4 separate regions of the Mus musculus genome follow, and all the other regions are linked to region 1. The links are chromatin loops, found by intact Hi-C in ENCODE. Cell type or tissue: heart. All regions are shown on one strand. Each heading gives the region's core, and the rest is flanking DNA. Links, peaks and the distances in the headings are about the cores only.

Region 1 (7,519 bases), core at 1,266-6,265:
GGAAAGACATATAGGGAAAACCCGACATTGTCTAAGTGACAGTATGTTCTGGTGGCCTAAGTCACGTCTTCAAAATATTCTATTGGAGTCAGAAATGTAGCTGGTTGAGTGTGGAGTAGATGAAGAGAATAATAAGTCTACATAATAAGTCCAAAACCAGCTTGGGGTATTAAAAACCCTGTCTCAAAAATAAAATAATATATAATATATATAGTGTGTATATACATATTCATATCTGTGTGTGTGTGTGTATGAATGAAAATAAAAAAAAGATGAGTATTGGTTTGCATTAAAATGGCATCTTTAAAGCTGAGAATTAGGTAGGAATTGGTATCATACTCTTTAAGATAAAAGATTTGAAGTTTAAAAGCACAACCCCAGGTTCTGTGACCAGCTTTGTGTTTAAAGCAGGATAACTTACAGCTTTCTAAGCTAGTTGTCCTGGGTATAAAATGGAAATAGCAAATAGAGATGTAAGATATAAAGATGGTTAATAGTGGTGGCGCACGCCTTTAATCCCAGCACTCGGGAGGCAGAGGCAGGCGGATTTCTGAGTTCGAGGCCAGCCTGGTCTACAAAGTGAGTTCCAGGACAGCCAGGGCTACACAGAGAAACCCTGCCTCGAAAACCAAAAAAAAAAAAAAAAAAAAAAAAAAAAAAAAGAAGTCTTGGCTGTGACTTGTTTTTCAAGATAAGTAATCTGTTCGTGACACTCTGAAGGCAACTAAGCCCTTCAGGAGCATCCTCAGATCCTACACAGGGACACCCATTCTGCAAACATCATACCTGAAACCATTACTACAGAATTTACATTGTTGTTGGGGGTGGAGTGTCTATTTTGCCTGGGCTGGTTTTGAACTACTGTGCTCCAGTAATCCTCCTAGCTCAGCCCCCCCAAACAGCTAGGACTACTGAAATGTACCACCACAGCCAGCTATGCTGCATTTTAAATGCTCATTCTGATAATGTATGAGAGTAGAGTTTAACTGTAATGGTAAGAGTTTGTTTGTTTGTTTTTTAAGGGTTACTTGTCACCTGAATACAAAGGAGTTTAATTTTATTTAAAAAATAATTAAGCTGGGTGTGGTGGCGCACGCCTTTAATCCCAGCACTCCGGAGGCAGAGGCAGGCGGATTTCTGAGTTCAAGGCCAGCCTGGTCTACAGAGTGAGTTCCAGGATAGCCAGGGCTACACAGAGAAACCCTGTCTCAGAAAATCAAAAAAAAAAAAATAATAATAATAATAATTAAATGTAGGAGAACATAAGTCTTAAATAGTGATTGGATGGGCTGGGAATGTAGCTCTGCTGGTAGAATGCTTGGGTAGTACACACAAGAACCTGGGATCCATTTCCCTGCACTGCATAAACTGGGTGTGCTATATAGCGTGGCACTTGGGAGGTAGCAGGACAATCAGGAGTTAGGGTTATCCACAGCTACACAGAGCTGAAGGGCTAACCTGGGTCTATGGGCCAGGTCTTTAAAAAAAAAAAAAAAAAGTCATTAGCCCTGTTGCTGCTTTTCCTTGTAAAATAAAGATTCTGCATTTCCTGTATTTATTTTATAGTCATTTCTTGTGCAAAGTTACACCTTTTTTTTTTTTTTCATTTAAAACCTGACACATGGTGGGAGGCATGAAGATCTAAACAAAGTTTAAAAATATAAATTTGTTTATATGTACTCTATTTAAACTATTTAAAGCTTTTTCCTTTGTTCACCAGTAGCATTTAACTATGCTTTCTTACACACACACACACACACACACCATATGTGTATACACACATATGTATGCCCTCGAAATAAATAAAGACAGAAGAAGTCAATAAATATCCTAGTTTTACATTTCTGAAATATGGGGAAAGAGCTTTTCTTAATGATGTCAGAAGCGCCAGGTCCTGAGAGCAAGCCACCTCAACATTGTTCCTTCCTGTTTTTGTGCTCCTAAATTAAAATGCGTGTTTTAATTGCTGTAGCTGTAATTTGTTCTGAAATGCTGTAATTATGAGGCACGGTGAGGAGAGCACGTGCACCATCCTTTTATTATCGGTCTCCATTTTTGTTTTAACCTTTTGTCTGAGCCTTGGCTGGAGAGGAAGGAGGTGAGCGCAGACAGGGCCTGCTGGAGACACACTGGGCGAGCTTGTTCAGGGACTGCCTTCAGAGCCACGGGATAAACCTTGAGAACAATGACGTCATTCTGTCTTTAAATGTTTTGTTGTTGTTATTATTGTTTTTTGGGGTCTTTTTAGACCAACTGATTTGGGATGTTTTATTAGTTCCAGTAGGTTGGTAAGCAGATATTGCCTGCCCAAACACATTTTATAAAAAGGAAACATTGTGTAGTGAAGCGCGGAATGCCCAGAGCACATAATATAGTTAAGCTTTGACCAGATCTACCACACAGGCACATCTTTAATGATGGAGCTCTTGGTCATACCTCAAAGTGAGACTTCGTACCTCTCTCCATATATACAAACGAGTACTTGTTACCCCAACCTGATGCTGCATGGTTAAAAAAGCTCAGCATATGTGTCTATGCCTGGATAACTAACTGAGGGTGAAGACTATGGCCCCCTGCACCTGGTGGCCTGCTGGTTTTACACACGAAGTCAGAACCCTGCTGTGCTGCGGCTACACTTTCTCCTGTCTCATTCCTCAAGCCTCATCGTGGTTCCTTCTTCTCTTCTTCAGAAACGGCCATCGTTCAAGCAAATCATTTCAATCCTGGAGTCTATGTCAAATGACACGAACCTTCCTGACCAGTGTAACTCATTTTTACACAACAAGGCGGAGTGGAGGTGGGTAGCTCCGGCATGAGTCCCGGCCCAAGGCTGAGGAGAACCAGACACCCGATGGACAGTCCTGATGACTAAGCACAGCTTGGGGGCGCGGGGGATGGGACAGCAAGCCCAAGAGTTATAACCCCGCATTCATATGTGAGAGTTTGCCTATGCTTGTTGTCGTCTATGGTCGAAGTGTCTGGGGGAGAGTACTGAAGTCAAAGCCATTTCCAGACCCTTCTCTGTACACATTCTGTGTTGAGAAGCTTTGGTCTCTTTCCAGAAAAAAAATATCTTTTTGAAATATATATATATATATATGCATAGTGTTAGCCTTGCCATGTGTAGAACACTGTATCTGCTAGCGCATGGCATGGGGAAACCTATAAAACATGTTAGACATTATAAACTCCAGCGAAACAAATGAGTAAAGAGAGAATCGGATTGTGTGAGTGGAAAAACAACCCAAGATGAAACAGTTGGACCAGGTCGAATGACGCAGGGAATATAAATAGCATGTTTGGGAGCTGGACACTGTTCCTCCCCTGACTCAGCGGAGATTTGAAGTAACTTCATCCTTGCTCCGATATCCATGGCAGGAACGTGATGCCCTACGCCATCTGCTGGTGATAAGGCAGTACTGCATGCACTGGCTCTTGCCACCTGTCAGTACACTTGACTGAGGGCCTTCTAGTTGACTGATATTTTTACTGTGACCTTATTTATTTATTTTCATTCCTTTGAAACAGCTTTCTCGGGCCATTAACTTTCATGATTTTTTTCTTAGAAATATAAAATTAATGCAGTGAGCTCCCATCTAGATCGGAGGGCTTTTTTTTTTTTCTGGTCTAAAATAACTTAACAAAAGCTTGGTATGACATTGTTTCCCACAGTAACATGTAATCAGACCACTTCCCCTCAAGCTCCATATGTGTGCCTCATTGCTCTTCAGACAAAGGCAGAAATACGTATGATTTGGAAGACCCACCATCCAGCCTTGTCTTGAGCATGCCCTAAGCTTTCAATCCCTCCACAGAGGCCCAGGTCTCCCTCACCAGAGCCTCTCAGTGCAGTCTCCTTTTTATAGACACCCTGTTTCAGTTGCACATTCCTCCTGTCCCTCCTCCCCCCCAGCTCCCATTAGCCGCCCGGGCAGCTGGTGACCTTGCATTTCTGCAAGGGAGCAACCCACACTCACTGGCCAGGTCAGTTCCACGGAGCTCTGGAGATCACCGTATGGATGTATCTCAGGACTGGAAAACTGGGAAAATCGAACAACTGTTTTGTGTATCTCTGCCTCCATCTCCTCCAAAAGCAAGTACTCAATAAACATATGAAGAAGAAAGGAAGGAAGGAAGGAAGGAAGGAAGGAGGGAGGGAGGGAGGGAGGGAGGGAGGGAGGGAGGGAGAGAAGGAAGGAGGAAGGCAGGAAGCTGGGTGGCAGGCAATCAGAGAGCATGACTGTAGTGATGTAAACACTACTCTTGCCCTGGAAGATAAATATGTACCCAGTGCATTTGCCTAGCCATTGTGCTTCATGTCAGATTCTTTAAACCTCCCCGGCCAATGCTCCTGTAGTGATTAGTACCATGTCCCCAGACATACAGCACTGTCGGCAGCAGCCTCAAAAACACCTGTGTCAAAATGCTAAATATGAGAGTACAACCATCCACATTCCGCCCTGACAAGCCACGTGACAGAGAAGGCATGGCTAACAGAGCACTAGCAATGAAATCTGATCTGACCTGAATGCATAATACAAGGTTTCCCTAAGGAAATGCTATTTGATCTGTTATCCAAAGGATTAGAGGGATTTAAAAACTGTGAGTATCAGTGTGTTAGAGGTAGGGTTCTGAAAGTGTGCCAACAAAGAAAACAATGCAAAGTGACTAAATTCTCTGAAAAAAAAAATGAAATTTCCCATAGCCCAAACCAATATTCATCCTAAATAAGTTTACCAGAGAACTGTCACTCAGTTATAACTCTCTTCCCTAGAGTGGTAGACTGAAGCTTCTCTGCTATTTTGTGTCTAGGACTCCAGTTCACTTTCAGTGTGTTTATGTGTAGGGTGGGTTTATATTCATGTGTGTGTGCATGGGGGTGTTGTATGCACACATGTGTATGCAAGTATACACACGTGTATACAGAAACAGAGAGGCCTTGAGTTTATATTCATGTGTGTGTATATGCAGGTGTTCTATGCACATGTGTATGCAGGTGAACACATGTGTGTGCAGAAAGAGAGGGAGGACCTTCTCTACCACAGTCTTGTTCCTTGAACCACTAGGTAGGCTAGGGCTGGCCAGTCCCAGTGACCCTCATGTCTCGGCCTGGCACAGACAGTGCTGTGACTCTATGCAAGCACTGCCATGCCCAGCTGTGTGTGTGCCAGGATCCCAGCCCAGCTCCTCATGCTTGCATAGCACATGTCCCTACCCAGAAAACCATCTCTCCAACACCTCTACTTCACTCTTAAAAGTTAATGGGGACCCCAAGAAATTTTTCATTTAAATGAGTCGTATCTGGCAATATTTATTACATTAAAAATAGAACTAGGAAAAAGTTAAAATGTATTTACTAATTCATGTAAAAAAAAAAATAGTAAATGCACCCTGCTGAAAAGATGGCTCAGCAGCTAAGAGCACTTGCTCCTCCTTCGGATGACTGCAGTTAGTTCCCAGCACCCACAACAGGAGGCTCAGTAAACACTGGCTCTCCAGCTCCGGGCCATGCATTGCCTTCTTTTGGCGGCTTTGAGACCCCATCCACATGCATGCATGAGCAAGTAGACACACGCATCAGATACACATAAAAACAAATCTCTTCAAAATAATAATAAATTCTGCCTCTGGCTTCATCCCACAGCCCATGTGCCATAAAACGTCAGGAAAACTATATGTTCTTCTGAGAGAATGAGGATGGAAAAGCTAGCTCTGTCATGCTGCCATCTGGCATGGTGCCATCTGGCATGGTGCGATCTTGAAAACCAGTTGGGTCTCAAGAATCCTCTGAGCAGCTCTCCCGGGTCCCTGACCATGCTGCAACTCCTACCTTCCAAGAAGCACTTTAGTTCTAAACAGTAAAGAAGAAATAGAATAGTGCTATCATCAAGTAAAATAATGATGTTGGTGAGGATGTGGGGAGAGAGAGATCCTTCACTGCTTGCTGGCAGAGAGTAAACTTGTGCCACCGCTGTGCAAATCAGGGTGGAGATTCCTCAAAGAGACAAAATGTGAATGTCCATACAACTCAGCCATACTCCTTAATGTTTCATTGCTGTGAAGAGACACGGTGACCACAGCAACTCTTATAAAAGAAAACATTTAACTGGGGCTGGCTTGCAGTTTGGAGGTTTAGTCCGTTCTCATCATGGCCAGGACACCCAAAGGACAAAGTTAACATATCACTAAGACACTTGCACATCCGTGTGTATCGCTGTACTATACACAACAGCCAGGAAACGAAACCCATCTAGGTGACCATCAGCAGAATAAAGAAAATGTGGCACAAGAAAATGTCATGCAGTTGTAAAGAAAGATGGAATTGTGGAGTTTTCAGGAAAATAAATAGAACTGGAAATTGTTATGTTAAATGAAATATGGATTGCAGATACCACTCCTTCTCTATTATATGCAGAAACTGTGTGTGTGTGTGTGTGTGTGTGTGTGTGTAGCTGGCTCAGTGGGATGTATAATCCACCTGCTGGGGAGCCAGAGACAGGCAGATCCGTGATGCTCACTGGCTGGCCAGTCTAGTCAAATCGGTGAGTTTCAAGTTCAATGAGAGGCCCTACCTTAAAAAAATAGAGTGGAGAGGGATTGAGGAAATACCTGACATCAACCTCTGTTTTCACACACACACACACAGACACGCACACACTTGCATATACACACCAACCAGTGCATACTCACAAGAATAGCACCATACATACACAAACTAAAACTCCATGTGTATTTTTACGTGCACCTAGGTGTGGGTTGCAGAGCTGAAAGGAGATTCATGACGGGGGGAGGGGGGGGGGAAGAACTTTGAGTGAGGTGGGAGATAGAGAAGGCATCAGAGTGTGTGGGACAGGGAGCACGGGGAGCACAGGCAAGGGCTGGTTTAGAGCATGGAGGAGGGAGGCCCGCAGGAGTGAAGAACAAGTGAGCACACAGTCCAGTGCCTCGTGAAAATGCCAGGATGGAGCGCATTCTTATGTATGCTAGCCTGACAAATTAATTTAAATTAAATAAATAAAAAATTTAAATTAAAAGGAGGTAGAATAGCTAACAAGCACATGGAAAATCTTCAGCTTCACTTAGCAAACAAGCAAAAGGGAGAATAACTCATGAGATCTGTCAGAATTTCACACTACAAAGCTAAGTGGTGCTAAATGGCTTCCTCGTACATTCTTTCTTTTATTTTTTATTTTTTTTGGCTGCCCTAAAAATGTACAAGGGCTTTGCCCCAGAAGTCCTGCTACTATGGCTTTATTACAGGCCAAATCAGTGTGAAGGCTTTTACAGAATGTGTGGGGACTTGTTCAGACAACCCCTTTTAGATGCCAAGGCTGGAGACAGAAGTTTGTGTAATAAAAGAACTGCTTTCTTCAGAAAAGGTGTCTCCACACCTAGCAGGGTGCATCCCCGCCCAGGAGTTCTGAGCAGTGGATCTGAGAAATGAGCTTAACATGGAGGCTACAGGCTGCTTTATTCAAAATGGTGGTATTAAAAACAAAAACTAGTGCACAGTATTGTG
Region 2 (7,519 bases), core at 1,030-6,029, 92 kb before region 1:
TATCGGTTTAGGCATCAGAGTAGCATCACACTGCTCCATAGCAACATTAGAAATGAGGAGAGGTGCTAAAGAGATGGCTCGGCGATGAAGGTTATTTGTTATCTTTTAGAGAACATGGGTTCAATTCCCTGTACCCATGTGGTTACTAACAACTGTCTATAATTAATTCCAGATGATCTGACTTCTTCATGCTGCAGGCACCAGGCCTGTACGTGGTGCACAGTCAACACACACAGGCAAACACTCATACACATAAAAAAAAGTTTTCTTCTAGAAAAAAAGAAAGGAGTCAGCTGAGGGGATCGGAGAGATGGCTCAGCAGTTAAAAGCACTGGCTGCTCATCCAGAAGTCATGAGTTCGTTTCCCACATCCACACAGTGGCCTCTGCTCAGGGAGCCACTGGGAGATGCGTGTTGTCAAGGTGCAGAAGTAAACCAAGAAAGAGAAGCTGAAGATCCAGGGGCAGGGTTTTCCTCAGAGGGTGAAAGAGAAGGAAGGTCTTTGAATAGCAGAGGAGATGAAATTCCAATGACAGTCAGGCCTGGGGGCGCAACCATTTCAGCCAGACTGAATCAAGAGGAAGTGTTTAGAAAGAACGTCTTGATGAAAACCAAGGTGCTCCTCCCTCTGGGGATCAGAGGATAAAGGCAAGAAGAAGCTGGTGTTTGTTGCTTTGTTGGGAGCTTTGTAGTTCCTGGGGGGACTGGTGGAGTTGGGTAAGTTTATCAGGAGTGTAAAAAGCTAAACAGACAACAGAAGACAGAAGCAGGGCAACTAATAACTCCAGGAGAAACAAAAAGCTATCCAAGTAAAATGTAACCATTGCTGCATGGCGGTGCTGGAAATGGTCTTGATTTTGCAAGACTACTTTCTATAAACCGTGAATATTGTCTTAGCCAATGGTTCAGGTTGTAAACAGAGGTTAGACCAGTGTGGCCCCTGAAGATGTGTGGAGGTGAAGGATGGTGTAAGAACCGAATCCCTCTTCCACAGGGAATGGTTGATGACAAGATCTAAAGTAGGGAAATCAAAAAGCAACAGTGTTCAAATACATGGCTTAGAAATGTGATCAAGCCGGACGAGGTGGCGCACGCCTTTAATCTCAGCACTTGGGAGGCAGAGGCAGGCAGATTTCTGAGTTTGAGGCCAGCCTGGTCTACAGAGTGAGTTCCAGGACAGCCAGGGCTACACAGAGAAACCTTGTCTCGAAAAACCAAAAAAAAAAAAAAGAAATGTGATCAAGACAAGGAGATAGATGCTTGAAGGAGCTGTTACTAGTTGCTCTCTCAGAGTTGAGTGGGCACAGCCAGGCAGTGGATCTGCAAGGTCTTATAAGCTTCGTGGCCGTATTTCAATTCTTACACTTGGATAAAATTAATTACAAAAGCATAGACTTACCCATCCTCTGCTGCGGAGATCTAGCATATAGTGTTTGACGTTTGTTGTGCGAGCTTTTTTGCCTCGCACACGCTGTCTGTGTTTGTCTGGCACATTCTCCTATATTTTCTATAAACCTTCTTTACTAAAGTTAGCGGGATTGCAGTGAGTCTGTCTGGAAAATCACTGAATTAAACGCAGCCACAGAGTGCGTCTGTGTTCCTCACAGCCGGTCTCCTCCCTCTGTTTTCTTGTCAACGCAGCCCTCTAAACATTACAAGCTCTAAACAGTAGAGGATAAACAAATTGCTTCGTTTCTCTTTCTTGCCTTCTCCCCAAAGTGGAGCAGACTTGGACTTTGCAATAAGAAATCAACATTCTTCAGTGAGCCGATGTTCCGAAAATGGAATGGCTGAGCCAGCTGCGCCCTGAGTTCTCGGAGCTCCCTGTGCGAGCATGTCTCCTCGAAGCTCCGAGTAGTTGATGGAGAAACTGAACTTACAATGACCCAGACAGCTCCCTTCTACCTTTTATTTTGGAATAATAATAAAAAATAAAATCCAGGCTTCATAGAAAATGGCCAGGATAGTAAAAAGCCCATGCCCCTTTCTGATTTGTGGCTCTCAACTCTGTCACGGTGCTTTCTCCCTCTCACACACTTGCATCCTAACCCCCTCTCTCATGTGCATTTGGGGGTGGTGTCAAAATCATCAAGTGAGTTGCAAGTGCCATGTTTCCATGTGCCTAAATATTTACAGAGGATCAAGGCAGAAAGTGATCGTACATTGTGTTTCATCCTGGATGCCCTCAAGTTCTTACAGAGTTCGTTTTCTTGTTATTTGTTAAGTGTTTCATGATGGTGACCATCCGAAGCATGAACCAGCTGCTTGAGAGAGAGTCCTCTAATATAGATAGGTTCCTCATTTTGCTCCATGATTACAATATTGTGGTTTACAGTTCCAGAAAGGATGCCCAGAGAGATTCCTTTATGTACCGCCTGTAGCTTCTTACACTTGCTCAAGAGTTACACTTCACCAGTTGTGCGTTTCAGGTTTTGTTTTTCCTGATAATTTAAAGTCTGGGATAGAGGATTAAGAGTGAACGCTTACCTGCGGAAGAGTAAGGATGAGTCAACCATAGACAACCCCCCTGCGGTAATCTCGGGAGGGGTCATCTGTCCCCCTGGAAACAAGCATAATATTTTTTAAAACAACTTTGGCAGTATTCCTTGGCTGACTTAATCTACTGTAATCAGGGGCAATGTCTCTTAGAAAGTCAATTCTTCTATGGAGTGCAGTCTAGTGAGACACATGTGGAAACCCTTGGGTAGCTTTTCCTTCACCCCAAGTGAAGTCTTGTTTGGAGTCTAAACACTGCATATGTGTTTACTCTGCAGCGTCCTGGCTGCAGCCGTGCCAGGATCCTCAGGGGCTTAGGCTGTGTATGTTTCCTGTGAGGCAAGGGCAGCCCGGAGAGCCGGCGTGCCGCACATGCCAGAGGAACTATGCAAGCTTGCTGTTGAAGGCATGGTTTCTGTGTGTCAGGCCTTCCTGGTAGGAGACCTGGTGACACAGTAGCCTTTAGGCAGAGCTCCGGAGGATCTGTAGGAAGCACTGTGGCAGGTTTCGTTGGGGGGAGAAATCTGAGCCATTTCCAAGCCTGGGCAAGCCGACTGCCAGCCAGGGTGAGTGCTTTCATTTCGACTTGTTTGTCTTGCTTCTCTTTCTGAACTCATCGGGCCTTTCTAGAAGTTTCACAGGACTTGTTATAAATATCTAGAGCACGACTCGAATTGATCTGTGATTCGGCATTTCTTCTCTTTCCCCTCTCCAGATTTTGTGGACGTTTACTACTTTGTCATTATGAGATGTCGTCTCTCGGAGCCTCCTTTGTGCAAATTAAGTTCGACGACTTGCAGTTTTTTGAAAACTGCGGTGGAGGAAGTTTTGGGAGTGTGTATCGAGCCAAATGGATATCACAGGACAAGGAGGTGGCTGTAAAGAAGTTACTCAAAATAGAGAAAGAGGTAAGATCTGCTCCCAGAGGCTCTCACACCAGCTCTTATATAAGCCTTCCAGCCTAGCGGAGTTAGAGGGTCACAGAGCTGGAAGGATCTGGCAAGTCCTTTGGGGCTGGTCCATGAGGCTCCTTCCCAATTCCCATTCTGGGAACCCCATAAATAGAAAATATTGCACTGTGTGCTTTAGGGTCGAGCTCTACTAAGGGACATGTGAAGCTAGAGGATTTCTTTCCATGGTAAGCCGGTGTTCTCTGAGCTGGCTGGCCTACAGAAACAGGCGGGTTTGAGCTTTTCACTTCTTCAGGGGAACCAGGAGGGGGCAGTAAAGAGTAAGAGGTAACATTTTCATTGCTCCCTATTTTCACCCCTTGCATTGGGAGTGGTCCCTCTTGGTGCCTTTGGAAAATAAGAGTATTTGTTTTCAACTGAACTAAGCAGTGCTAGCTTCTTAGGTTTCACCTCTACAAGTTCACAGTGGTGCATTTTGTGCAATATAGAAGTAGGTTCCAGATAGAGTTGTCTTACCTTGTAAAAATCAGAATAAGGTCTTGGCTTTGAGAGTCGGGAACTTGTGTTGAAGTATATGAGCCCTGAACTCTTAAGTTCTTCATCGTTTATAGGAATGTCCCCGTCCCCATCCCCCCCGTCCCCCCCCCCACACACACACAAACTGATGCCACCACTATATTAAGTTTGGTACCTCAAGAGTCAAATGATTCGTATAGCTGGTCCGTGAGAGTTAAGCCTTTGTAACCCTGTAAAGTACTTTTAAAAATTTATGAGCCATCTATGAGCCATGTTAATGTTTCAATACATGTATGCATTGTGTGCTTAAGTCATTATATCCATTGCCTCGTTTAACATTTCTTTTACAACGTAAACATTCAAACGCCTTTCCTTTGGCTCTTTGAGATTACAGTATATTACCACTATCTGTAATTGCCCTGCTGGTGGCCTTTAATACCTTCCTCTCATGCTCACCTTGGTCATTGTTTTATATCCAGTTTTCACTAAGTATTGTTCCTTTCAAGACAACCTATAGATAGATATACACTCTTCTCCCCAAGCGATCTTGTTATCATTAATTGCCACCAGTGAACCACCCTGGCTGATGAGAGATGAGAACCCAGGGTCAGCCTTGCAGGTCTCCTCTCAGCAGTGTGCCATGGATGGAGCTCATCAGCCCACTCACCCAGTGTTGAAACCATGACCCTGGCTCTGTGGTGTCTCTGCCGTGGGCTGTCTTTGTGTTTTACGTGAAGCAGAAGGGTACTAAGTAAAGATCAGCTCTTGCATTAGAACCACTTCTGACACCAAACTCTTTGATTTGGTAAGATGACATTATTGTCCCCATTTTATAGACTGGGAAACAGAACACTGAGAAATGTATTAGCCACTCCAGCAGGGACAGATAGAATTCAGGAGGCTGGGCTTCTTGTTCTTCAGTATTTTACTGGGAGACTTCTAGTTGACCAGGTAGGAATAGAAAATAAGCCAATTCCATCTACTTATGTAAGAATGGTAAAGGCAGGCCATGGGGCTTGGATACTTATATGGCTTCTTCTATGGTTACTGGATGAGACTGGAAACTGATTTGAAGCAGAGCATTCCATTTAGCCCGCTCACTTCCTACCTCTCCAGCATATGTGCATAGGATGTGCCTTTTCCATGGTTTGATAGGGCAGGAAAATGACACGGGAAAGCACAGGGTGAGTGCAAGAGCTGGACGCTGCCAAATCCTGCTTTTGTATTGCAAGAGCGTAACTCATAAACTATAAGTCGGAAAGAGTAGAAGGTGCATTTCATTTAGAGGACTGTTGCTGTCAGAGACAGTCTTTATTCATCCCCGTGCCAGGTACCCCACACTGCTCATCCCACAGGAGTTTAGTGTGAAAGTCCAATGAGGCAGTGAGGGTAATTGGAGAGGAAGTATGCACCCCTTGCGAAGTTGTATTTATAAGATGTGAGTTGGCCACTGGCTAGGCACTTTTCAAGTGCTAAGATAAAGGTAATGAACTCTAGAGTCTTTCCCCCATTTGTACACTCAATCCTATGCCTCTTGGTCGTTATTTTTCCAATGAGTCTTAGAAGAGACGGACCCCGTAATGAAGTGCCTGTAACTCACTTCGTGGGACGCTGAGAATGGCCTGACATCTGACTAAATGTTTGTTCTGTGAACTTGGTCATATGTGGAGAATATATGTGACAAATATATTGTCACAGCCTATGTGACTACTTGCTTGCACTTCCCTTGTGACTCCTCGTGTAGTGAGGTATGATGTGTCCCTTGTGACTCCTCGTGTAGTGAGGTATGATGTGTCCCTCTGTTTTACAAAGTATGTGTTTCCTTCCTACTGAAAAGAACAAAGAGTGGCACTTGCTTAAAATGTTTTCTAAAAATGATTTAAAGCAAACACCAAGAAAAATTATAAGACTATCACGACCTCTATAATACCACTTAAGTCTACCACATAGTGACATTTTGTGACATCTGCCTTTTCTCTTTAGTGACTTATGTGCAGTTACAATTATTTTGTTTTTCATGACTATGAGAGTAAATTACAGATGCTATATGTGTTTATTCAAAGCATTTAAGCATCTCCTAAAAACCCAATTAACAAGGTAAGGAAATTGAATGGTTATATTATTTTATTGGATCATCCATCTTCAGATTTGTCCATTTGTCCCAAGAGACGTTTATGGGATTTTTTCCCTACGCAGGATACACTCCAGGATGACAAATGGCTGTATGTCTGTTTAGCCTGTTTTATTCTGGAATAGTTACCCTGCCTTTCTTTGCCGTTTAAGACTTTTCCAGTTTTGATGAGCCGAGAACACTTATGTTGCAGAGTGCCCTTTGTTTTGGCCTTGCGCTTTTCCCCTCATGTGGCTCATGTGGCTGTGGTGGGGATGTTATAGTGGTTGTGTGTCCTTGGTGACTCTTGGTGTGGTGTGATGGGTATCTCTTGTCTGCCTTAGGTTTGGTAATGTTACTTTTGAGCCCTTCCCTGGTTACTAGACCACTCAATTCCTCTGTGGTGAAAAATACCTATTTCCCCTTTTGTAATTAAGTGTTGGGAGCTACTTCGAGGCTGTGTAAATATGTCTTCTGAGCTCAAGCATCCCTTGGTGACTCTGTCTTAGATGTGTCATTATCATGATAGTCCATTGTGCCAAGGTCAGAGGTTCCCTCCTGACCTGTTCCCCAGGCTGCTTTCTCTCTCCCTGTATTTACACTGCCCAATTTGTTTATCTGTTTATAGACATTAAATCCTTTTACAATTCAAAGTGACGCAATCCATTACGTCATACACGTTTGTGCCTGTATTATGTCCAGCTTGGCAAGAGCTCCTTCAGAGTGGCTTCTGTGGCTTTTGACCACACCGTTCATCTGGGATGCTTTCCTTACTTCTGGACACAGAAAGTTACCCAACTCACTCAACTCCCGTCCCCACTGCTGGGCCAGCCATTTCTTTAGGAGGTCCTGAGTCAGCTTCCGACTTGGAGTTGGTATCTCAGAGCCAAAATAACCAAAATGGGAGTATTAGGGGTGCCTATTTTAGACTTTTTGAAAAAGAACCCTTGCTTTTTTTTAATTTTTATTTTATAAGAGTGTTTAAATTTTAAACTCAAACCTCTGGCTAGACAGAGGTCTGCCTTTCTGGAGAAGAGTTTAGAAGTATGTAGCACACTGACGCTGGTCTCCAAATAGTTGCTTTCTGTGGGTCAGAGGTTGTGCTTCTGGGACTTTCTACGTCAGCTGTTAGAGGGGTCAGATAGGGAGTCAGGTAAGCTAGCGGTGGAGACACGTGGAGAGGGTACTGTGCTGCCTCTGCAGTGGCAAAGTGCTCAACATTTACCGGAAGTGAAGCGAGGAGGACAGCTTGTAAAACACGTATATGCTTGGTATCTGTGTGCTGCTTTTTTTTTCTCTTGAATATCTGTGGTTTTCTATGATTTCATGTTTTCTTTCAATATTTTATTGTGAAAAAATTTCAAACATAAAGTAAATTTTACAGTGAATGTCTATAGACAACATATGGAATATATAGTTAGCAAGAATACGTGTGACCACCTGTATGGCCAGCTCTCCACGTCTTACTCATCCGTCCGTCGGTCTG
Region 3 (7,519 bases), core at 1,007-6,006, 110 kb before region 1:
TCCATCACTGTGAATGTTACCCGGGTCTTCATTTGAGCTGCTACGATGCCGAGTGGGCAGATGACTGAGGGGGATCCAGCAGTACACCCTGGGAAACCACATCAGCACCGGTGTTTCAACCCTCGTGGCTCAACTTCCCGCTCCTAGAGCGACTCATTACGCTGTGTCGCCAGTAGCTCAAATCTCTGTCTGATTTATAAAACCATGCTGAGAACTCTGTCGAAGGTCTAGATGAAAAAGAGCTACACCACCCTTCCCGATTCCTGCGGGAAACCACAAGAAGTCATATCTTTTATGAGATTATCAGTTTCTTACCGTCACTTCTACCTTGAAGTAAGGCAAGAGGAGCCCGGATGTGGCGTGATGCTGGAGGGCTGTGGCGTGATGCTGGAGGGCTGTGGCAAACTCAGTTTTAGATCTTGTCTTTGAAGGGCAGGCGTGGGCCTCTATCATCCCACGTGACCACTAGGTTGTCTAGTCCCCCAAAGTGGGCATCTCCTTAAGGATACAGATGGGACTACATTCCACGTGTTCTAATGTCTAGCAAAGGACTTTCTTCGCCTACTCATTCCAGCTGTGACATTGTCCCCAGACAGTATCAGCTATGAGCTCCCTCCACTTAGAGAGCACCCTTAGACTCTATAGTAGCAATCACGACCCTCTCGGGGGCTTGACTTCGATTACTTTTATGTATAGTTTCATGGCTGTAGAATTTTCCAGAGAGTACATGTGTGTGGTGTTGTAATATATTAGTCACAGAGGCAGAATGAGAATCCACGCCTTCTTATTCAAACCAGACATTCAGGAGGTTTTCCAAAAGAGAAAGAGAGAGGGGAGGTACTTTTCTGATTTTTAAAAAGGTTTGGACAATGGTTTTTGTTGTTGTTGTTGTTTTGTTTTTCCAATTTGTTTTTGGGTTTTGAGACAAGGTCCCACTCTGTAGCCTAGGCTGGCTGCACCTCACAGAAGCTGTCTTGCCTTAGCATCTGAGATATTGAGGTTACAGTGGTGAACCACTACACCTGACTGGGTTTCATCACAATCCATTATATAGGACTGAAAGATGGTGCCATAGATAAAAGTGCTTGCTACCAACCCTGTGGTGGAAGGGCAGAGCATCTCCAGTGAGCTGTCTTCTGACAGTGATGTAGGCTTCAGTTCCGATTTTAAGGAAATGACTATACTTACCACAGAGGACGTTTGGTTGCGCACCTTAGTTTCCTAGGAACTCAGAGCTATACAGCACTGGCCTCTGTAGACGAGTTGGGTAAATTCTTAGCTGTGATGCTGTGGTCCAGACTTCGAAGATTCCCCATCTGAGATACAGAACTAAGATGACTGGAAAGAGTGCCCCAGGTACCAGCCTGTGGGGCAGATGTTATCACTTTAGAGGAGAAAGGACTCCTTTCTTCCTTTCAAGTGACCTGCTAGTTCTTCTACTGTTAGCTGGTGGCATTTCCAGGATTTCCATTAAAGAAAAGTTTAGGGGAGACAAGCCCGTTGAATAAGGGGTTACATTGTTGTTAAGTTGTATTTAAACATCACTTTGAAAAGTTTTTTTTTTTAAACTTAGAATGCATGCTTACATTGGAGGGTGTTCTTGGCTATAAGAGGGTGCTAAGGACTTCTAAGCCACCCCACTGCTGAGAGTACATCTATTTTTAGTGTGGAAGTCTTTGAAGTAAAGGTTTGATAGTTTCGACAAGGACTCTTTGTTAGTGCTGTTTACACTCGCAAATCTATACTCTGTCCAACTTGGATTAACTAAAAAAACAAACTTGCAAAAAGATTTTTTCCCCCCTAAGTTTGAAAAAGTTGAGCATTAGGAGTAAACACAATATAGACTATATTAGCTCTGATGTCTAAAAACATCAATATATTCACAAGTAGACAAGCAGTTTATTTAAAAAAAAAAAACCAAAAAACTCAAATCTTGAAGCAGTGAGACTAGAGAGGTGGCCCAGTGGTTAAGAGCACTTGCTGCTCTTGCAAGGGACCCTGGTTCAATTCCTACCACCCACATGGTGGCTCCCACACACATATAACTGCAGTTCCAATGGCTCTCACCTCTCTTTTGACCTCCATAGGCACCAGGCGTGCATATGGTGCACATACATACACACAGGGGAAACACACACACACATTAAAAATAAGTCTTAAGAAGTCGAGGCAAGCCTACGTTTAGCACAGAGTCACAGCCGTGGCCCCCACAATAGAGTATAAGGTATCGCAGTGAGGACCTTGCAACATAATGGGAAGGCAGGAGGCCTTCTGTGAGGTGCTCCTTCAAATAAGTTTTTGAAAGTACTTTGTAGAGTTTATTGCTCCTGTTGCCTACTCTCTGAGCCTAATTATAGAAGGAAAATAGAATGAAGGAAGGAGAGATAGTATAAGCTAAAAATATCAGAAGCTGCAGGCTTCCAGTACAAAGCAAGGTATGGATGGCTGGTGACTGGCAAGCTGGAACCAGTGGCTAACACCTGATTTTGGTGAGCAGGAAACTGAGGACTGCCTGTTAAGTGTCCCATGTGACAACTGAGAGGAGCAACAGCAAAGTCAGGCTCTCTGATTCCTCAGCCAGAGTCAGGACACAATCGGATGTCTTTAAAGCTAAGGTGACTGCAGTCTCATGTTCATTTCGCGCTCAAGAGCCCAGCACCCTTTTTTTTTTTTTTTTTTTTGAGTAGATAGACAGCTTTTTTTTTTTTTTAAACAATTGTTTGATCACCTACAAAAGAATTTTTTTTAGCTGGATAGTTTTCATCAACCTTCTCAGTTACCAAAATGCAATTTATTAATCCAAAATCCTCAGTCTTTGTAATCACAGACCAGAAAGTGGTTTCTTTTTTCATTAGTGTATATTTACCCATCCTTTCCCATTCATATATTAAATATATATGAACGGTTTTCAAAATTTCTATTTCTCTTTGGGCTTCTTTTCTGATTTCCGTTTCTTGTTTCATCTCTGCCTGTTTTTCCTCTCCTGACTTCAAAACTCAGCAGGAAGCCAGTTTCCTCTCCACAGATTTCTATTTCTGTCAATGACACCATCGTTCTTCCAGTCACCCAGGTCTCAAATCTTGGCATCACCGCTTTCTTCTTTCCCAACCGAATGGGTCACAAATTTCTGTGGCCTCTTTCTGAAACATGTCTCTCAATTCCAATTTTCTTTTTAAAAACGATCCCAAACTGTACCCTCTAACTCTAGCCTTCACGATTCTATCTGTTACCTGGTAGTGACAATATCTACCACTTATCTTGTTTCCATCCCTAAGCAACTCTCTAAACCACTACTAAAATGGATGGGGAGGAAAGAGAATATGGCTTAACATCTTCAGGCTGGTAAGCCTCCTGCTCCAAATATAAAGCCATGCACTAAAATACGAATATCCATTTTGCACGATTTCAACTTTCCTTAACTCTCCACGTGTGTACACGTGAAATTCTAATTCAGAAACTGTGTTCCCTACTTTTGCAACCTCTCCTCTTTTTCCACTCCATCTACATCCTCCCCGATCAATTTCTTTTCTTCCCAAAGCCAGGTGACACGTTTTGTTCACACTTGTCATGGACTCTGTCTCCTCGATGGGAAATCGCGGGCACTTCATCTTAAAAGTCACCAACCAGAGCAGCAGGCCTTGACTCCTCCTCAAAATCTCCAAAGTACCTGTTGATGGTCCCACTGAGGCACCCGCGACCCTGACATTGCCTTCCCTGCTGTCCCCTTCCCAGCCAAGTGCATTCAGTCTCACGGGGGGTAAGGGGGGGGGGGCAGCAACCGGGCTCTCCGCGACCCCGAGCCCCGGCCTCCCTGCTGGGCACCGAGCCGGGCGTGCCCGGAGGCTGGCCGGCCGGCGGTTCCACGCTCGGAGGTAGGTGGTGCTGTTGCCGCGACGTCTTCCTCATTGGCGCCGCGCGGAGAGGCGGAATGTTCAACTCCTGACTCCGGCGGAAGCGTGGGAGCCGCGCGGGCCGCCGTCCCCGACCCCCGCCGCCGCTCGCGCCCGATCCGGGAGCCAGGTAAGGGCTGTGGGGGACGGGAGAGGCGGGAGGGAGCTCCGCTGGAGGACCGGCGGGACCGGGGCCTGCGGGGCCGGGGCAGCGCGGCTGCGGGAGGCCGGGGCTCGGCGGGCGGCTGTCCTTGGCTCGCCCCCGGTGCCCTGGAGACCCGTGGTCCCCGAGCCCGCAGACCCCGAGACCGCAGCCCCTGAGCCCTCAGTCCCTTGCCGCTGGGCCGAGGACGGCTTGGGCATGTCCGGGCCGGTCCAGCCGGGCACTCGGTGCCCGGAAGAGTCCGGCCTGGCACAGCTCGCGGCGATCCCGGGGAACCTGCGGCGGCTGCCCTTCCCGAGCACCCTCGCCTTCCGTGGGAGCACACGCGGGTGTCGCAGGCGCGGGGATCTACACCAGGGTGGGCACTGGGTGACCCGGGCCGCAGCCACGCCTCGCCCCGCGCGTGACAGATCTCGGGAAAAACTTTAATTCTAAACTGCCCAGATGACATTGGAACTGCCTGAAAAAAAACAACAATGGCACGTCATTGTTGGGTTGCTGAAAATGTATGTTTCTCATGCGCCTGGAGATCCTGCATAAGCACTGTTTATGGAGAACATAATTACTATTTTTGCTAGTTTCGTTAATAATGAAAGCACACCATTTGGTGGCCCGTTCCAGCGATTTCACAATAAGCAGCCTTCATTAATAATGCGTGTGAGAACCGTCTTCCAGAATGGATTGAGGACATCTGAGTTCGGATGGTTGTTAAAGTGAGTTCCTGTTTTACCCCTAAAGTGGTTGTAGCGAATCTTCTGGTCTTCTTGACTGTAGATGAAACCAACTGCCAGCATTTAGTGGATCCAAACCTACCAAAATATTTAACGATAAAAATAAACAAATGATTCAAGACCAGACTTCTTTGTCATCGGCCTGTCTCTACTCTGAAATTTCATTCTTTTTTTATCTTAAAAAAAAGTGACGGCTGCATTTTAATTATGGTTTTGATCATTTGTAGAGTCTTTGTTTTAGATTTCTGCTACAATAGTGAGAGATTTGGGAGATTGTAAATGAACATGAATTTAGCTTGTTTAGAAAGAGAGAATTAAGAGAGAAAAATGGTCTTTGGAGCACTGTTTATTTTAGTCTTTTACAATGTAATTTTGACAAAAATTTTGGGGGATTTTTTTTTAAACTGGAGAATGTGCAAGTCAGAAGTTTAAGTGGGAAACATTTTGTTGTCTTAGAAAGCAAGTAGCTGATTAATCTTTTAAAAGTTTTTGTTTTGTTTTGTTTTAGGGGGGATACATAAGAACACATTAAGAAAAATAATAACCAAATATTAAGCACACAGATTTAGATCTAAAAATGGATGGTCAAAGATCTTGGGAACTGAGGGACCTTCTTGCCAAATAAGGAAACTTGGCAGGCTGCACTGTGTATTTTAAGTTAGGGCAGAGTGAGTGCTATTGGCAATACATTGGCTCAGTGCCTATCTGGGCTCTGCAGTGAAACTGAGTCTGATAGGCCTGCGGAATTATAGGCAGGAGTTACGAAGGGTGTGGAGTGAATCGCTGGATCATCAGAGGAGACACTGGAGAAGTTACAGGGACGTTTTGTAAAAGAGGTCAGATAAAACTCTGAGTGTGTGTGCCCAGCAGAAGCAGACTACACAGTGGGTCTCAGAACTTGACACAGCCAGGGAAGAGTCAGTGTTAAGCTGAGGAAAGGAGTTTGTGGTAACACAGGACTGTCAGAACCAGAAAGCCTCTGTGCCCTGAGGTGTTAGGAAGAGAAGTTTGGATCATTTGCTTTCCATTTTATTCTACCCAGGACAGATGGGACAAGGTGGGGGACTGTTGGATCTAAAGATAATAGCTGAGACACCTTCCGTCTTACTGTGGGGAAGTTTAGGCTACTTCCTTTGTGGCTATTGACCGTGGTCTATACTACACATAAACCAGCATAGTTCCAGCACTAAACAAAAGATTCTTACCTGTGCAGGGAGGAGAGCCATCAACCCCAGAGCCTCACAGCTGGTCAGATAATACAGGGCCTTTGTCTCAGACCCTCCTAGAGACAGCTGAAGCATTGAGTGACAGGAGTTAAATAATCCCAGCACAGTAAGAGACTGAGAACAGGGAGCCATACATTTGATACCTAACCCCATTGGCACCATTGCCAATAGAAAATTAAAGCCTCCAATGTGTGGACAGTAAGCAATCCAGCCGTTATGGTAACAAGAAATGGATTTGTTTAAAGAAAAAGGGGGGAGGGAGAGATTAGGAGGCAGTAAATGATGAAGTAGAAAAAAATAAAGGTATACCATGGAGGGAAAGGAGGTGACCCAAGTTGACTTCCGGTTGTGCTGTTTGTAAATTAGGCTCGGCCAACTTTTATAACCTTGGGGGGCAGTACTACCTGTTTCCCCAGGAGGGGTCTATGAGACAGTGTGTGGAAATGCTTAGGCTAGTCCCTGAAGCTCCACCTGCCGTGACTGGGTGCAGAGAGGACTTCCCCGCATTTCCCAAGCTGCGTGCTTGCCTCTCCCAGCCAAGACTTGCCTACAGTATTTTGCCTTGTTGCTCTCATACTAAGTATGCACGCTGAGATTAGATTGGGTGGGGGGCTCCCTAGCCACTCCTCCCTTGAGAATAAGGGTTTCCAAATCGACTCTGTATGTGGCTTTGTAAAACTATGTTTTGGGGAAGAATCTGAAAATTAATACACTTAAGTATATAGATGAAGGATTTTGAAGTTAGGGGAACACAGGCAGGCTATGACAAGAAGCCTGGACTAAGATCCCTTGGGACCATTTGTAAGGCTCATCTTGAGTAGCTCCTGTGTTCAGGGTCTGCCACTCTTTTCTGGATCTATCTGTGAACACCTTAAAAGAGAAGGAACACATTTATCTCTAGGTCATGGAGTAAATATTACTTATTAACCTTTTTCTTACAAGGTACCCTACTGTGAGGGAGAGGGAGTGTGTACCCTTAAAGGTCTGCAGATATGCCCATAAGCACTTCTGGTGTAGGCAAACATTTGCTTTAAAAAAAATTTTTTTCATTTAATCTTAAAAACCCATGTGGACTTTTCGGTCTCTTCTTCTCATTCTTGTCTTACTCAAACCAATATAAACAGACACATTTATTCCTCCAGATCTTAAAGTCAGATTATGCTGTAGGACTCACCTACCTTCCCTGCAGTGCTGTCTACTGCACACATGGGAGTAAGCCCACGGGATGATGGGATTGGTCCTGTTAGCCTCCCCCCTCCCCCAATCTAATGGAAGAGGTCATGTGATTCTATTTTGCTAGGGAAAGTCTTGAATCAGAGCATCATCCCAAGAGTATGTACAGTCTGTGGTTATCCTTATGGTCAAGAGCTCTTTGCTTCGGGGAGAGGAGAGACGTATACAAGACAAGCGTTGGAATGTAGACCTCCCTAGCCATGTGAGAAGAATTTCAAGAGGGTGGCCCAAGGACTTTTATTATTTTATTACTCAGAGATATAGATCTTCTCATGT
Region 4 (7,519 bases), core at 1,593-6,592, 160 kb before region 1:
GCCATCTTTCTAGAATGTTGACCCAAGCCCTCCGAGTTATCGCCACACACTTACCAAGTGTCAGCCAGCCTGACAAGTGCCCAGGAGCGTCTGTCCTTATGACAATGACAGTCAAATTAGGAAGAGAGTAACCCAAGCCTCCCCGAAGAAAATGAGTCTCAGTGTTAAATTGTGTCATCCAAAACTAGCAGAGTGCCCGTGGTGATCCCACTGTGGAAGGCCCACAGAAAGCTCTGCATTCCAGAGCTTTGTGCCCTTGAAGTTTTGTATTTGAGTAGAAATGTTAGTACAAAGCCAATTAGAGCAAAGCTTCAGTGTACTGTAATTTGGCTCTGCTTTTATCCACTCCCTGGTTCCTAAGACTTTTATTTAGTTCCTGCCACATCATTCCACAGTCTGTGGGTGTTTCTGGCCATGGGACAGTCTTGAAGACAACCCCTTCATAGCCCATGTTTCTCAAGGAGCCGGTGTGTCATCAGAGGGAACCCACTATGACAAGTTGCACTACAGAGGCAGGGTTATAGCACAAGCAAAGAGGCATGCTGAGGTGTAGGTCACTTAGCCAGCAGTTACACTGGCAATTAGCATCCCCTTTTTATGTGTTACGTCTTTGGACTAGGACCTCGGTAATGTCATTCTTCCGATGGCCTTCCCTCAGCATTTGTATAAATCTCATCTCTCAGTGAGGTTGAGGAGGGACCCATAGGACTCCAGAGAAGGGAACGTGTCATTTCTCAGACACCCATGCTGTGCAGATCCTACGTAAGCTCTGCAGTACCTGGCCAGCGGGACATCTTCAATGGAAAATGGCCCAAGGTAGTGTTTGCTCTGGGCTCCAGGCTGCACATGTAAATCCACCATTTCAGAGGAAGGCTCTCCTGCTGATGGTCACCCTCCCCTCAAGTGAAGGCTGAGATTCTACAGCGACTTCTTGAACCTCTGGAAGGATGTGGGGATGACAACACAACCTCTGTTACCCAAAGGGCTTCCCATCGAAATCTCCACAGGAGTTGTTGTGTTAATCAGTCCTATCTACAAGACACCATAAAACCTCCCGGAAAGTGCTAGAGGTGCAGGTAGATGGAGGTCCTCAAGAAGAGAGCAAACTTAGTGAGTGGAGTGGGAAGCAGCTGCAGGAGAGAAGGGAGACCACAGAGGGCCCGGCTGACCTGTGACGTTGTCCTGAGACCAGGAATCTAAGGGCTTCACCTACTGAAGACTTGCCCCGGGCTGGAGCCATTCTCAGCTGATTCCATAAGCACCTTGCCCACCAGCACCAGTTCTGTTTGGAATTGCTGCTTTCTGCCCTGCTCTCTGTGCTCTACAGAGAGGATCCGTATCCAGCTCTTCACCTAGTGTTGCCCTAACCAACTTTCCTGTGCATTTGTAGCAGTCCAACCCCTCTGGAAAGCGACCTAATTGGACAGAGGGGACGTTCCTGTGCTGAGGACTGGATTTACTCGCTGCTCTTAAATTGTTCCCATTTAATCCTCTTAACAAGCCTCAATATTAGTTGCCAACTTGGGTAGTATAACTCTGATTTACTGGAACTGCAGACAGTCAGAAGATTAAGGGATCATACCAAGTATGTGTTGCTACAGTGGGGTTTATGCTCAGTCTGCTGTCTTCTGAAGCTGGCACTAATGTGATCTTCTAGTTTGTCCTCTGACAAACCATCTCCTAATCTGGTACTCGGATCCTCTTTAAAAGCTCCCTCATTTTCACCCTTGCTATCATCATAAGCATGAGCCATCCTGAGAAAAGCCTTTCTCACCCTCCTGCTCACTGCTTCTCTTCATCCTTCAACACACCCTGACTCCCAGTAGGCTCCCTGTTTCGAAAGGTCCATTCAGGTGCCTCTACCTGCTTGTCTATGTACCTAGTAGTCTGGTCTGTTGATATTCTGTCTCCAGATGTGCAAATGGAGCCCAGCAAGTAACTGTATCCACAAGTAGCACCTCCCCTGTTGATGCAAGTAGACTTTGTTACACTGTAAACTTGAGAGCTCAGCTCACAGATGAACTTTCCAATGCAGGAGCCACCTAAACCTTGAGCATGTAATTCCTTGAGTGTTTAGAACACTGGGGACATCCCTTGAGTACAGAAGTGATGAAGATGCTGCTGAAATCCATATAATAGTAATAGTTCTAACATGAGCCCCTTTTCTTATTAATGCTGGAATTGGGGCAACAAGCCTTGTACCTACAAAGAAAGTGCTTAGCCAGAGTGACATCCCTAGCCATGTGATATGAGTATTGAATATCCAAGTACTGTTAGCATCATAGTGGCAGATATTCTTTCTATGTCTCACATGTATGCATATATATCCATTCCTAAATATCTATCCCTAGTCTTACAGATAAGTATTTAGGTATTATACACTCCATCTGTCTCTTGTCTGACAAAGTAAGAACGCTGTATAACATTTCTTAGATCACAGAAGGAGATGAGTGAAGCAAAAGAAAACTTCTGACAAGAGTCTTGGTCTAAGTAGCAGAGTCTGGTCTTGCCCCAAACTTGCAACATTCTCAACCCAACAGCTCTCGGGCCAGGCTGAGGACTTGGAAATCCTGTGTAGACTCAGATCACACTGCTCTCTACTAGTTCACTACTTTAGGTGGTGTGTGAAGACGTGGCTGTGGCAACTTGACCTCAGTTACCACCAGGAGTTAAGTAGTAGTGTGGGTAGAAATTCAAACTCCTGTGCTAGTATTTGGCTTTATCATACTTTCTATGGAAACATGAGGGTAAGGTCTCCAAGAGCATCTTCCATCTTTACCGTGGAAGAGGAAGAGTTTCCAGGTACCCACCCGCCAATCCCCAGGCACAGGAGATCCCTGCACAGCCTTTGCCCAGCCTTATTTGTCATGGCCCACAGTTGAGATGGTGGTGGTGGCAATGCTGGTGACCACACTGTTGGTAACTGGGGATGGTTGAGGATGCTAACAACAAAGATGGCCTCCAGGCAAGTACAACAAGCAGCAAAGACACTCTTCACCTCAAAACCGACATTTCAAAACATGCCCAACACTATCCCCCAAATCCTTTCCAACACCAAAAACTCCCGAAAGCGTTGGGCACTGAGTACTGGTCCCTTTGTGGTTCTGATCCAGTTTTTTCACAATCTTTCCCAGACTCCCTTGCCGGAACAGGAAGGCCCGACCACTGGGACAGTGGGAACATTTGAGCTGATGAGCTCGAAAGACCTGGCGTACCAGATGACAACCTACGATTGGGAACTCTTCAACTGTGTGCATGAGGTAAGACGCCCAGCAAGGAGCGTCCATGGGCTCCATAGGATTCTGAGTGAAGCCTGCTGGCCTGACGCCACTCATGTTTCCGTGTGCTACCATATGGAAACCACATGATGGGTTTTGTGCATGCTGAGCTTATAAAACCCGTAAGTATTAAAGAAAAAAAAAATCTCTGTGATGCTATGCTATGTCTTCCAGAGTCTATTAAGCCAATAACACCTAGTTTATATTTATATATTCCACAAGCTTCATGAAAGCCCTTCAAATCTATATGACAAGGTACATCCGGGTTAGCGATTGAATTCACATCTGCTGCTTGATAGAACACTTTCCTGACAAACGGAGGAGCCAGGCTGGCGTTTTGATTTAAAAGCCAACAAATAAGTAAAATTGTTTTCCTTTCTGTTCTAGCTGGAGCTAATCTACCACACATTTGGAAGGCATAATTTTAAAAAGACCACGGCAAACTTGGATTTGTTCCTGAGGAGGTTTAATGAAATTCAGTTTTGGGTTGTCACTGAGGTCTGCCTTTGTTCCCAGCTCAGCAAACGTGTTCAGCTTTTGAAAAAATTTATCAAGATAGCGGCTCAGTAAGTGTCTTTAACTTTGGAGAAAGAATAAAAATGTCCCTGAACTCTGTTCTCATGGAAAACACCTTACAAAGAGAAACGGGTGTAAGAACAACCAGCAGTTGAATTCTTGAAAGAGAAGAATGTCTTCTAGCTTTTTAATAGTTAACATCAATATATAAATTAACATCTTGTAGTACTGATGCTGGAGTCAAAGGGGGGGGTGTGTTTTGCTCTGAACTCTTCAGATTTCCCCCACCCCCACCCCCCTTTGAAGAATGCTATTGAAGTCAACAAAAGTTCCTTTAGAAACTTTGGTTGCAAGGCTCTGGAAGCCGATGTGGCACATAACACGTTCTCACCAGTAGAGGGCAGTAGAACATGCTGGAACAACAGCTCACAGCTCAGGCAGAATAAAATCAGTAAAACGCATACAGGCCAGCTAACCTGGCACTAGGAAATCATCTCCATGCACATCAGAGAAAGCAAACATCTTATAAATATTCTATTTAAAAGCACTTCTTGGGAAACAATTTATTTACTGCAGGGGCCAGTTAGGTTTCTCCCTGACATGAATTTAATCTTCTCCTGCTATTTAGATATGCTTGACAACCTCCTGTTTACTTCCATGTTTTTGGTATCACCACAGTGCTAAAAATAAAAAAGCTAAATGTGGCTTGTGCTGCGAGACTCCTTCCCTTTCTAAATGCAGAGCCCGAGCTCGGGGAGGTTAGGAGAATGAGCGACCCCAGCCAGGCGTTTTCTTGAGCCAAACAGTTCAGATCCCACACACTCTCTTGATTTCCAGAGCTAAACAAAGAAGGGAAAGCGGCTTGGTGTTTTATAGAAGCCAGCTTGCCAAATGCCTTGAGTTGTTTTGCCAGATTTCGAGGAGACAATAGAATACCAGATCCTTTGAATCCAGGAGCTGCTTGCCTTGCCTTTTGGGAAAGCTGGCTGTTTGAAGACAGGTTTGGTGCGGCCACTTTCCCTAGCGGCGCGGTCAGGCGGCCTCTGTGCAGTGAGCAGATGCCTTCATGTGTTTGGAATGAGTGGCTTATGGAAACTATGACAGGGTGAGCTTTCCCATCATAGAGAGCTTGTTCTCTCTTCACCTTAGCCTGCTGGTGCCAAGTGCAGCAGGAAGGAAGAGAGGACCTGCCTGTCAGTTTACAACAGAGCAGGCAACACAGAAAAGGCTCTCAAAACACCCAGGAGTTTGTTTTGTTTGTTTGTTTCTGCCTTTGTAATGTATCCCCTATCTTCCTGACTCTCTGTATTATACAGGTAGACTTGGCCTTTCCTGCAAATCAGCTGACTATTTAGCCATATTCAGCCCTGTGCTGAGGCTGCTGTCCCGCCATGAACCTGTTCACTCAACCCAGTTAGTACAGACTCTAGGCTTTCCTAACCCTGAGTCTACAGGAATAGACAGAAGCCTCTAGACCAGTGGTTTTCAGCCTTTGGGTCTCGATCCGTTTGGGGGTCACATATCAGGAATCTTGCGTATCAGATATTTACATTACAATTCATACAATGATTGTTGTGAAGTAGCAACAGAATAACGTTATGGTCGGAGGTCCCCACAACGTGAGGAACTGTATTAAAGGGTCACAGCATTAGGAAGGTTGAGAGCCACTGAGGTAGACAATAGCATCTGTTTTGCTTGCTGTCTTTAGAAAAGCTGCAGCATTTTCTTTTAAGTTCTTGGCCCAGTCTGGAGCTTAGCAAAATTAAAGAGGCAAAGCTGGGGTAGGTGCTTTAGTCCTGTATTCACAGGAGAAAAAACCGAGACAGGAAGTCATCTCCTGGCTTGCCTTGAATGATAAGCAAAGCTGCAAATGGAGCAGGTCTGCCGCTCTGGATTTATTATCTCCAAGTCACCCACACAAGGCAAAGGCCAGTGATGCAGGTGGAGATGCCGGCCCTTGTTCTGGGAGCCACTACCCTAGCATTGTGACATCCTTGCTTGCTTTCTCGTGTGTGAGCCGATCCACCATAACTCCTCTAAAGTGCATTTCCCCACCGCCACGACCTATGAAGAACGGCTCGTGGCTACTTTTTGAGTTGAATATGAGCAGCCAAAGCAACCATTCAATGAGCCTTCTGCAAAAATGTTTTGTTCAAACATTATTTATTTACTTTTATTTTGTAGAACATGATTTTAATATTTTCAAACAATAATTATTTTAAGATATATTTCATTGTTAGGTCTCCCTTTTCATTTCTGAATTTATAATTTGGATACTGTCTCTGAGCAATCTGGTTAGGCTGGCTAAGGATTTATCTATCTTGTTGCTATTCTCAAAGAACCAGCTCCTGGTTTTGTTGATTCTTTGTATAGTTCTTTTTGTTTCTATTTGGTTGATTTCAGCCCTGAGTTTGATTATTTCCTGCCGTCTACTCCTCTTGGGTGTGTTTGCTTCTTTTTGCACTAGAGCTTTCAGATGTACTGTCAAGCTGCTAGTGTGTGCTCTCTCCAGTTTCTTTTTGGAGGCACTCAGAGTTATGAGTTTTCCTCTTACCACTGCTTTCATTGTGTCCCATAAATTTGGGTATGATGTGCCTTCATTTTCATTAAATTCTAAAATGCCTTTAATTTTTTTTTTCTTCCTTGACCAAGTTATCATTGAGTAGAGCATTGTTCAGCTTCCATGTGTATGTGGGCTTTCTGTTGTTTTTGTTGATTGTCTTAGTTAGGGTTTTACTGCTGTGAACAGACACCATGACCAAAGCAAGTCTTATAAAAAACAACATTTACTTGAGACTGGCTTACAGGTTCAGAGGTTCAGTGCATTATCATCAAGGTGGGAGCATGGCAGCATCCAGGCAGGCATGGTGCAGGCAGAGCTGAGAGTTCTATGTCTTCATCCAAAGGCTGCTAGTGGAAGACTGACTTCCAGGCAACTGGGGTGAGTGTTTTAAGCTCACGCCCACAGTGACACACCTATTCCAACCAGGTCACACCTACTCCATCAAGGCCACACCTCCAGATGGTGCCACTCCCTGGTCCAAGAATATACAAGCTATCACATTGATATTTAAGACCAGTCTTAGTCCGTGGTGATCTGTTAGGGAACATGGGATTATTTGAATCTTCTTGTATCTATTGAGGCCTGTTTTGTGACCAATTATATGGTCAATTTTGGAGAAGGTACCATGAGGTGCTGAGAAGAAGGTATATTCTTTTGCTTTACAATGAAATTTCTATAAATATCTGTTAGATCCATTTGGTTCATAACTTCTATTAGTTTCACTGTGTCTCTATTTTAGTTTCTGTTTCCATGATCTGTCCATTGTTGAGAGTGGGCTGTTGAAGTCTCCCACTATTATTGTATGGGATGCAATATGTGCTTTGGAATTTAGTAACGTCTCTTTTATGAATGTGGGTGCCCTTGCATTTGGAGCATAGATCAAACATTATTTGTTTATGATAGCAGTCAACTTATATAGCCATATTGCTGTGTGGTGAAAGTTTTCTGCTTATTAGGAAGTAAACGCTTTTCCTTTTTAGGGGTCTGGTATGAAGAACTTAGGGTGTGTGGGTGTGGTCGTTTGCCATCAGGTGTACCAAATACTTGGGATAACATTGGCATTTTAATAAGAATTTAGGCTTAACCCAAGTGCTTCATTCTCAAATATAGATTTGTAAATACTCATAATGATATAAACACAGACTCAAAATTATCAACCTTA

The links. Hi-C counts contacts between places; a loop is a spot of excess contacts. Peaks named below come from ENCODE experiments on the same cell type or tissue, not always from the same donor. Only the 100,000 strongest peaks of a DNase experiment are listed, where the experiment ranks them.
Region 2: it touches region 1 in a loop (7-fold over the local background); 21 of 42 quality-filtered maps call a loop at or near these places.
Region 3: it touches region 1 in a loop (5-fold over the local background); 19 of 42 quality-filtered maps call a loop at or near these places.
Region 4: it touches region 1 in a loop (4-fold over the local background); 29 of 42 quality-filtered maps call a loop at or near these places.

The regions. Positions count from the first base shown.
Region 1 is chr2:72,386,780-72,394,298 of GRCm38, forward strand. It overlaps Map3k20 (mitogen-activated protein kinase kinase kinase 20), which reads left to right. Exons shown (of 20, transcript NM_023057.5): 10 at 2,691-2,797. Among named protein-coding and RNA genes, the nearest start is that of Gm52556, 39 kb to the left of the region's middle. In heart, for the core only: no CTCF peak of the experiment used is centred there; DNase peaks (open chromatin) are centred at 3,362, 3,912, 4,422 and 5,131; H3K27ac peaks cover 1,310 bases.
Region 2 is chr2:72,294,977-72,302,495 of GRCm38, forward strand. It overlaps Map3k20 (mitogen-activated protein kinase kinase kinase 20), which reads left to right. Exons shown (of 20, transcript NM_023057.5): 2 at 3,212-3,404. The coding sequence starts at 3,246. Among named protein-coding and RNA genes, the nearest start is that of Map3k20, 13 kb to the left of the region's middle. In heart, for the core only: a CTCF peak has its summit at 3,709 (motif pointing right); DNase peaks (open chromatin) are centred at 2,895 and 3,545; H3K27ac peaks cover 682 bases.
Region 3 is chr2:72,281,836-72,289,354 of GRCm38, forward strand. Map3k20 (mitogen-activated protein kinase kinase kinase 20) reads left to right here and starts at 3,802. Exons shown (of 20, transcript NM_023057.5): 1 at 3,802-4,020. In heart, for the core only: a CTCF peak has its summit at 3,884; a DNase peak (open chromatin) is centred at 3,896; H3K4me3 peaks cover 2,790 bases; H3K27ac peaks cover 3,880 bases.
Region 4 is chr2:72,230,943-72,238,461 of GRCm38, forward strand. It overlaps Rapgef4 (Rap guanine nucleotide exchange factor (GEF) 4), which reads left to right. Exons shown (of 31, transcript NM_001204165.1): 24 at 3,135-3,260; 25 at 3,666-3,844. Among named protein-coding and RNA genes, the nearest start is that of Map3k20, 51 kb to the right of the region's middle. In heart, for the core only: a CTCF peak has its summit at 4,190 (motif pointing right); DNase peaks (open chromatin) are centred at 4,199, 4,549 and 4,719; H3K4me3 peaks cover 610 bases; H3K27ac peaks cover 2,366 bases.